Linked DNA regions of Homo sapiens: all the other regions are linked to region 1. A link is a contact called in ENCODE Hi-C or POLR2A ChIA-PET data. All regions are on one chromosome and are shown on one strand. Each heading gives the region's core, a stretch centred on a gene start or an enhancer-like site at or near the end of the contact. The rest is flanking DNA. Distances are from core to core; before and after follow the strand shown. Region 1 holds the start of RFX3 (regulatory factor X3). Region 2 overlaps GLIS3 (GLIS family zinc finger 3). Region 3 overlaps GLIS3 (GLIS family zinc finger 3).

Evidence for each region. Hi-C counts contacts between places; a loop is a spot of excess contacts on that map. ChIA-PET counts read pairs that join two places held with the same protein, here RNA polymerase II (POLR2A). Pooled maps may share reads with other maps.
Region 2: a map of PC-3 shows a loop between it and region 1 (9-fold over the local background). The contact joins the enhancer-like site here to the promoter of RFX3 in region 1. A Hi-C loop is called at or near these places in 2 of 168 maps with a recorded cell type or tissue (PC-3 and endothelial cell of umbilical vein) and 5 of 50 pooled maps. POLR2A ChIA-PET finds 5 or more read pairs at or near these places in 1 of 52 experiments (A549).
Region 3: a loop to region 1 is called in a map of A673, with 2.4 times the contacts of the local background. The contact joins the enhancer-like site here to the promoter of RFX3 in region 1. A Hi-C loop is called at or near these places in 1 of 168 maps with a recorded cell type or tissue (A673). POLR2A ChIA-PET finds 5 or more read pairs at or near these places in 2 of 52 experiments (A673 and CD8-positive, alpha-beta memory T cell).

What each region holds. Positions count from the first base shown.
Region 1 is chr9:3,524,606-3,527,355 of GRCh38, reverse strand. RFX3 (regulatory factor X3) reads left to right here and starts at 1,355. Exons shown (of 17, transcript NM_001282116.2): 1 at 1,355-1,609. LOC124902110 (a long non-coding RNA gene) reads right to left here and starts at 871. Exons shown (of 8, transcript XR_007061398.1): 1 at 579-871. RefSeq lists enhancers at 411-710, 971-1,020, 1,598-2,214 and silencers at 1,201-1,390, 1,821-1,910.
Region 2 is chr9:3,874,022-3,876,721 of GRCh38, reverse strand. The region is part of intron 8 of GLIS3 (GLIS family zinc finger 3); the gene reads left to right. Among named protein-coding and RNA genes, the nearest start is that of GLIS3-AS1, 23 kb to the left of the region's middle. Within about 2 kb of position 1,326, at least 3 of the 41 ENCODE cell types and tissues checked have a DNase peak (open chromatin) inside an H3K27ac peak, as active enhancers do; they include PC-3 and endothelial cell of umbilical vein, where a contact is called at or near this core.
Region 3 is chr9:3,953,819-3,956,518 of GRCh38, reverse strand. The region is part of intron 4 of GLIS3 (GLIS family zinc finger 3); the gene reads left to right. Among named protein-coding and RNA genes, the nearest start is that of GLIS3-AS1, 57 kb to the right of the region's middle. RefSeq lists an enhancer at 1,535-2,055. Within about 2 kb of position 1,343, at least 2 of the 41 ENCODE cell types and tissues checked have a DNase peak (open chromatin) inside an H3K27ac peak, as active enhancers do; they include A673, where a contact is called at or near this core.

The DNA.
Region 1 (2,750 bases), core at 106-2,605:
GTCATTGTCCTGGTTAAGCAGCTTAGCGGCAAATGTTGGGAGATTTTGGGTATTGGCAGGGCCTGGGGGCATGTGCCTGCTGGACTCGAGTCTGCAGAGAATTGGAGGAGTCTGTTTGAACCATGAGGCATTACAGGCTGTGCCTTATCAACGGGTGTTTGAGATGGCAGGTTGTGTTAACAACATTCAACACAGACGGAAGCCATTCGTCTATCTCAATACAGCCACAAACAGCAAGACCCTCAGCTACAGTAGGCTGAGTAACGGGGGATGAGAGCACGGCAGGTAACAGGATCCGGGCTTGAGCTCAACTCCCAGTTCGGTCTTTAAAGAGGGGTGAGCACTTAAGGGCTGAAACTAACAGAACTAGAAACTAACAGGATGGTATCGCAGGCAGGTGTAAGCTACCCCGCCCCTCTACGCCTTCCGTCGAGGGGAACCGCCAAATGCGCTTTCTCAGCCTCCGGGCAGGGCAATTTCTTGCTCTCTACAGGCACTTACTCCCATCCCTTGTAGATAGGGAGTGATGACCTCGCTTTTTCGTTATGGAGTGAGGGCCGGACACGCTTGGACCTCACCTCTCCGCGCCACGCTGCGGCGGCACCGCGGGAGGCCGACTCGCGCCCACGCACACCCCACGCTCGCCTTCTCTAAGATGGCGGCAGAGGCAGCTCGCTCACGCCCCGCCGCCCGCGCTCCTCCACAAGTCGTGCCCTCAGGAGGCGGGAGCGGGTGAGAGCGCGGAAAGCAGGAGGGCGAGAGTGACGCGGACCCTCCAGTCTAGCGCAGGCCGCGGAGCCCTGAAGCGTCCAGGAAAAGGAAAAGCCAGGAGGCTGACGCTACCAGGAACACCGCCGGCGCCTCAGAAACTAAAAAGCGGCGGCACATCCGGGCCCCTCTGCCCGCCCCGCCCCGGAAGTAACGTATCGGGCAGGGCGGGGGCCGCTCTTCAAAGTGGATTCTTCCCTCGCCATAGCTCGTTTCTTCACAAAGTGCCTGGAATCACCCTCGCCACCCCCTCCCCCGGGTTAGCCGTTACTCTCTCGTGGCTCCGGGACGTCTCTGTACAAAGCTGGCTGCTGGGACAGGCAGCCCTCGTTTCACAGATAGTACCCCTCGCACCACGACTCCTGGGCCTCGCCAGCGCGTGTAGTAACGTCCCTCCGAGAGGACTCTTGGTGACCTCAGCCCCAGCCAAGCATAGGCGCACCTCTTCGGAGTCCTGCGGTGGAATCCCGGCCTCGTGCCCCGTCACCCCGCCGCCCCGCCACCCCACCCGGGTTTGGGGGCCGTCAGTCACAGCGCTGCGCCCTCCCCTTCCGGCGGCTTGGCCGGGCCCGCCTCCTCCCCTCTTCCCTCCCCCACCCCTCCCCGTGCGAGTGTCTCCCTCTCCCTCTCGCTCTCTCTCTCTCTCCCTCTCTCTCTCTCTTTTGTGAGTTATAGCAACCGTTGCCTTGTGAATCAAGCGCCATAGTCACCGTAGTCCTGGCGACTGTTACCCATCAACAACAACTACTCCTCTCCTCCTCCTCCTCCTCTTCCTCCTCCTCCTCCCCACCACCACCATCTCCATCACCCACCAACAACACCACAATAATCCACAGCCAAGGTGAATATTCTTCGGTCTCTACATGTGTGTGGGAGCGTGTGGCTGCGTGTGAACGCGTGTGTCCGTGCGTGTGTGTGTTCGTGTGTGCGAGCCGAGTGTGGCTGTGCTGGGGTCTCACTCCTGACACGGGGGCTGCCGCTGCGGCGCCGCCGCCGAGGGGCTCTGTTCCCCGGGCTTGTTTACAATGGACCCTGCGCGCCGCGGCTGGGTCGGGGGTGTGGGCGCCGCGCCGCCCGCCGGCCCCGGCCCTGCGCCGGCCGCACTTCAGGGATGGAGCGGGAGCTTGGGGGGCTGCGAGCCGAGCGGGAGAGGGAGCCACAGTTTTCCGATGCGGATGCTGGATCTTTCCCTTAGGTCTGGTCTGAGGAGGAGGGTCAGGTGAAGAGATAAGAATTTGTTCTTTCTTTAATTTTCTTCTTTTCCAACGCTGCTGTTTCCTGCTTCTTTCAAAGCCGAAATAGACAACAGTGTGCAAGGGGGGGACCCAAGAGGTGGTGTTTTGTTGTTGTTGTTGTTCACTTGTGGGGCCTTGTTATGGGTTTTGTTATTTTTAATCCTCATACGTTGGTGAACTTTTCCCACCGCCCATTCCCTTCATTTTTGCCCCTCTTTGCCTGGTGCTGAATGGGCTGCTCTTCTTTCACCATCATCAGCTTCATGGTTTTCTTTTTTCTTTTTAAAACTGTATTTTCTTTGTGCGGCAAACAGTCTTAACATCCATTCAGCACTCTTCCCTCCCCCTCTTTCTCCCCCCCCCCACACACCCCTTGCACACATATTGAAACCTGGGGCCTGTTCGTTGGGCCCTCTTTGCTGTACTGGGAAAGATGTTTTTCTTTTTTAAAGTCTGTCTCCTCTCTCTTCTTTGGTGTGTGTGTGTGTGTGTGTGTGTGTGTGTGTGTGTGTGTGTGTGTGTGTGCTTGTGATTTAAACCGGATGCAGGGCATCTGTGATACTTGGGTTAGTAGTTATTGACAGTGCTTTATCCTTCATGTGGAGGTGGGAGGGGGAGTAGTGAGGTTCCGTTTCACTTTGATGATCCTCCTTCCCCGCAGTAGAGTGTTAACAATTTTCATTGTGATTATGAGACTTTGTGATGAACAGGGAAGGGACACAAGGAAGCTTTGTGAGAACTCAGTTC
Region 2 (2,700 bases), core at 77-2,576, 350 kb before region 1:
TTGCCTTTCTTTCCTTCCCCTCCCTCCCCTCCCTCCCTTCCTTCTCTTTCTTTCTCTCTCTCTTTCTCTCTCTCTCTCTCTCTCTCTGACTTTGGTGATTCTTTGTTTTCCTGCCTATTGTTGCAGAACCATTTGACAGATGGTTGCAGATATCACTGAGCTTTACTGCTAATTACTTCAGTAGGGATCTCCTAAGAAGGACATTCTCCTACATAAACCCAATATAATAATCATACTCAGGAAATTTAACATTGATATAATACTATTCTCTAATGGTTACTTGCTATTCAGATTTCCCAAATTTTGTGAATAATGTTTTCTATAGCTGGAGATTTTTGTTTGTTTTCCTTTTTGTGATTCAGGGATCTAATAGGGATCTCACAGTGCATTTAATTTTTATTTCTTTTTCATCTTCTTGACTCTAATGAAGTTCTCCAGCTTTTTATTGTTATTATTATTGTCTTTCAGAACATTGACAGTTTTGAAGAACTCGGGACATTTATTTTACACAGTGTTCCAGGGTTCCATGGTTTGGATTTGTGTAATTGTTTTATCCTAAACAGATTCATTGTAAATATTTTTGGTGGGAATACCACATAGATGATGTGGTGTTTCTTAGCTTTTTTGAGATTTAGATTGCACCTTATGGGGAATTAGGATTAAATAAACTAAGTAGATAAAGTGCCTAGTAAGTTACATGGCATGAAACAGGCCTTTCATAGCTGTGGATACTAAAATAAAGACAGGCAGCTTTGGCATAGCTGAGTGATTCAGTTTGGAAGTCAGAGGATGTTGTTAAATGATCATAGGGGTTGATAATGTAAATAATCATGGAAGGGGAAATGGAGAGGAAGGAGGTACTTTATATGATGGGAGAATGAAATGGACATTTGCACTTTGTGGTTTTGCCTTGCTGCTATATTCTCCCCTACTGGACGTGTGCCCCATCCCTTGCCTTCCCAGCTGGAGTGGGCAAGTGTGAGTATGGCAGGTTCTCTCTTCCAATCAGGTTTGGAAAGGAAGATGACTTGAAACAGCCCTGACTTATTCACCAGGTTTGCGTTAGTGTCCAGCATAAAAACACTAAGAGGAAATGTGCTTACCTTCCGCTTTTGGTTTGTATATCTTTGCCTCTGTTTGCCTGGGAAATCCCCCAGTAAAAACTCCGGCAGTTTTCTTAACGGAAATAGGTTTATCACACTCTGCGATTTTTAGTGGGAAACTGGCATCTTTTCCTGCTTGCGGGCATTGATTCATCATTTACTTAGCTTTCACATGCTAAAAAAAATGGGCTGAGTCACTGTCAGAAGTCAGGAAAGGTCCACCACATCTACCCAGTTAGCGTCAAGTTCTTTGATCCTTACCATCATAAAATAAAATAAATGCAAGTTCTCTCAATCTAACAAGGTTCCATTTTTATTTTGAAATATTATCTGAATGACACATTATTTCAGTGATTTAAGCAGCACACTACATCACCTAATGTTGATCTAACTTATTACGGGAAGTGGTGTTTTACTATGGCATGTTGAATGAGCCAGTGGTACTTTATGACAGTGGCTTCCCATGAGAGGAACTCAGCGTCTTTGGAAATGTTAATTCAATGAGTTTCATAGTATGTCTGTTAGACCAGAGAAAACAAAAATATTGATGGGAGTCTCTTTTTGAAATGCAGAAATTTTACAATTCCAAGAATAAATCCTCTGAGTTTGTGTTTGCTCATCTTTTACAAGAGAATGTCAGCTGCCTCTCTTCATTCTGAAGAAGGCCACAAACAGTGCGCTTTGTCGTTCAGGTAATAGAGCTGAAGGAGGCCTGTGGATTGACCACAGTGGAGAGGCTTATGAAGGGCTTCCTATGAGCCCATGGCTGAGCCAGAAAAGACTGAAAAGAAAGTGTAAATATAAGGAAAAAAAACAAAGTGTTTTTTCTGTTCTCTCACTCAACAATAATCAACACAAAACGTTTCTGTGACCAACTGTGTGGGGGTTTTCCCCCAGCCCACTAAGCATGCAGTCAATTGTGCAGTAGACACCAGCTGGGTGTCCTCTAATTGCAACCTATCCTGACACTCTCTACTTGGAGAGAGTGTCAGATTCCACAGGTTGAGGACACAGTTCCACAGGACTGCCCCCCACTTCTGATGCCAGTTGCAAGACCTGGGTGATTTTGCCTGTACATCTGACAAACTGACTACAAATCAGGATTTCCACAGCCCCCTCCTCCGGTTCTATTAATTTGCTGGAGCAGTTCACAGAACTCAGGGAAACACATTTACTAGTTTATTATAAAGGACATTATAAAGGATACCAATGAAAAGATGTATAGGTCAAGGCATACGGGAAGGGACACAGAACCTCCATGCCCTCTCCAGGCCTACCGCCCTCCAGGAACCTCCATGTGTTCAGCTATCCAGAAGCTCTCTGAACCCAGTCCTTTTGGATTTTTATGGAGACTTCATTACATAGGCGTGATTGATTACATCATTGGCCATCGGTAATCAGTTTACTCTTTGGCCCCTCTTCCCTCAGAGTTTGGGGGTTGAGGCTGAAAGTTGACCCCTCTAATCCTGCCTTGGTCTCTCCAGTTGCCAGTCTCAGTCTCATTCTTTCAGGCAGCCAGAGGCTGCCAGCCATCAGTCAACTAATTAGCATACAAAAAGACACTATCACTTTGAAGATTCCAAGGATTTCAGAAGTT
Region 3 (2,700 bases), core at 94-2,593, 430 kb before region 1:
TGGCTTCCTGGGAAAGGCCTTTATTTGATGGGCCAAAAATATTCTGCTTGAAGATTGGGTCTCCACAGAATTAGACAAAGGGCATCAAAGCCTGTTCCATGGTGATCTGAAGGCTTCTGTCCAGGACATTTCTGTTAATTTGGATACCATCTATAGTCTCAAACTCATGGCGGTTGGTTGTAACATTTTAATAGCCAGCCTGGGTTTTTGGCAGGCTTTTGTTCCCCTAGCTTATTTTTCTCTAAGCTTGAGACTTGAGAAACTGAAATTTGAGAGCATTGCTGTGTCTTGGAACTTAAAATATAAAAAGCTGTTGGAGGTGATTTTTTTTTTCTTTCAACTGGTACACTAAAGAATGGAAGTCAGCTTATAAATGACCATTAGGTAATGTAACCAGAAGAGTTTTTTTCATGGACAATGTAAGCAGGTAGTTTGACCACGGATGAAGAATTCTTTTCTTTTTTTCTTTCTTTTTTTTTTTTTTTTTTTTGCTGAATCTGGAGAAGGTCAATTGTGGTAGGAAATACTTATGGGAGCAGTCTATGGTATGGTCCTAGCCAATCACTTGTACGTATATACTACTTCATTCAGGTTCCCCATAGCTGTCATTAAAGGGAGACTTCTCATTGCTGATTATATTGACTCTTTCTTCTCCCAGATTTTTCCTCTTTATGGTCTCTTAGGCAAGTAAACTTATCATGAAAATTTCTGAAGAGCTTTGTGTATTATTCAGTCACTAGGTGAACAGTCTATCCTTAACTATAATTTATCGATTATTATTCTCTATGGCTTTTGAATCCCTAAATGCAGGGAGAGAAAATTAATCTGACATTTTGCTACTTTTCATGCTTAGTTCTTTACAACCCTATTTGGTAAGAATCTGTTCCAAGATCCTGGAAGCATCTTGGCTATTTCCTGTTCTTTAATCCAACGCCAACCATAACTACTGCTCATGACCCCTTTTTCATTGGTATGATGTTTTTAAGTTTGTAAAATACCATATATAATATCTCTTGTGGTGTCACAACAGCCTCTTGAAGCAGGCCATCCTCAGGGGCAGAAATTCCTTCTCAGGCACCATGACACCTCCATCCTGTCTGCCATGGAACTCAAGTTCAGGCATTTTTTATTTCTCTTTCTCTTTTTCAATAAATAAACAGATAGAAAAGATCTGAAGCTGAGTTGAGAAACTGTCTGACTTTTTTCTTTAAGCACAAATTGACCTTCAGCTTTCAATGTGAAACTTAACAGAGATAGGCAGAACACCACGTGTCTTCATGGGTGCAATGACTAAAGATAGGAAGGCCTGACTCATGCGGGCCATCTTCCCTGATTACTACCCTGGGAGGCCATGCATTTGCAACGTCTCTCTGATTTACGGCTCTGTTCCCCAGGTCGTCTTCATTTGGCACAGCCACTAACTCCAGCCTATGCTCTCTCTCCCCAGCCTGTCCCCTTGTCCCCTCTACGTCGTGAATTCCCTTGCTTTTGCAGAACTTCTGCGCACCAGGTGGGGCCTTTTGAGCTTTCGCATCTCTCTTTTATTTATTTATTTTTATCCACCGGCTTATTCCATGTGCACCATTGTCTGAATTGTCATGCATTTTGGATTTAATTCCAGATCGTCAAAGGCATGTTTTCAGCTGAACAAACCAAATGAAGTAAAAAGCTTCATCCTCTTTTACTTTATTCTCATTACCCATCCCAGCGGGGAGGATGAGTAAAGAATGCATCCTCTAGATCCTGAAAGAATTTCTAATATTCATTCTTTCTCCATAAGATACAGAGCTTAATCCTTCCTTTAGACATTTTCTTTTTTTCTAAATAAACAGGGCCTAATTGGAAAAAGCTGAGAGAGCTAAGCAGAAAAGAATAGAAAACATTTACTGAGCTTGGAAGTGCATATTGAATACTGTAGGAAATTTGCATATGGATTACTTGGTGAAAAAATAGAAACATTCTCAGCCCATTAGTTACTGTGATGGACTCCCACTGACTAAAATCCAAGTACTTTTGCCTTGTTTTCTCCAACTGTTCTTTTCTGTAATCATTTCTCTTTAACCACGGGGCAGCTATTCTGTTACTGCACTTTGTGCTAAGGAAAAGACAACACAGAGAATGTAGCTGTGCCTAGAATGTGAGCAGACTGGCTCTGATTTAATCCTCCAGTGAACATTGTACCATTATTTCTAAGCTTTGGCAGGAGGGTTGCCTCTTTATCGAGGAGCTTCTAGGTCACATTTGCAGCTCTACAGTTGTGTTAAGTGACAAACCATAGATTTCTCCCTGGTGCCTCAGTTTCTCCAAATGCAAAAAGAAAGGTAATTTTTAGCACCCTTAATAGAGATGGGAAAAATCAATGAATATTTATAAAAGTAAATTGAGACCCTGGAATATAAGATCCCACAGAAATTCAAAGCATAATTAAGGTAGGGAGAACAGATTAGTGTTAAATATATGTGTGAAACACATTTTACATTTCCTTCCAACAAAGGCTGAATTTAATTTACTCCAAGTGAGGGGGAGAAAAAAGGGAAAAAAACGTGGTATTGTGAATTAGGATTCTAAATTTGGATTTTGATATGTTGATTGGTGTACTACAGACATAAAGCCACATGTTTACTTTTTCAGCAAATGCATGTGTGTGCATGTGTTTGTGTGTGTGACTGTGTCTGTGTGTATGTGAGATGGAGAAGATAT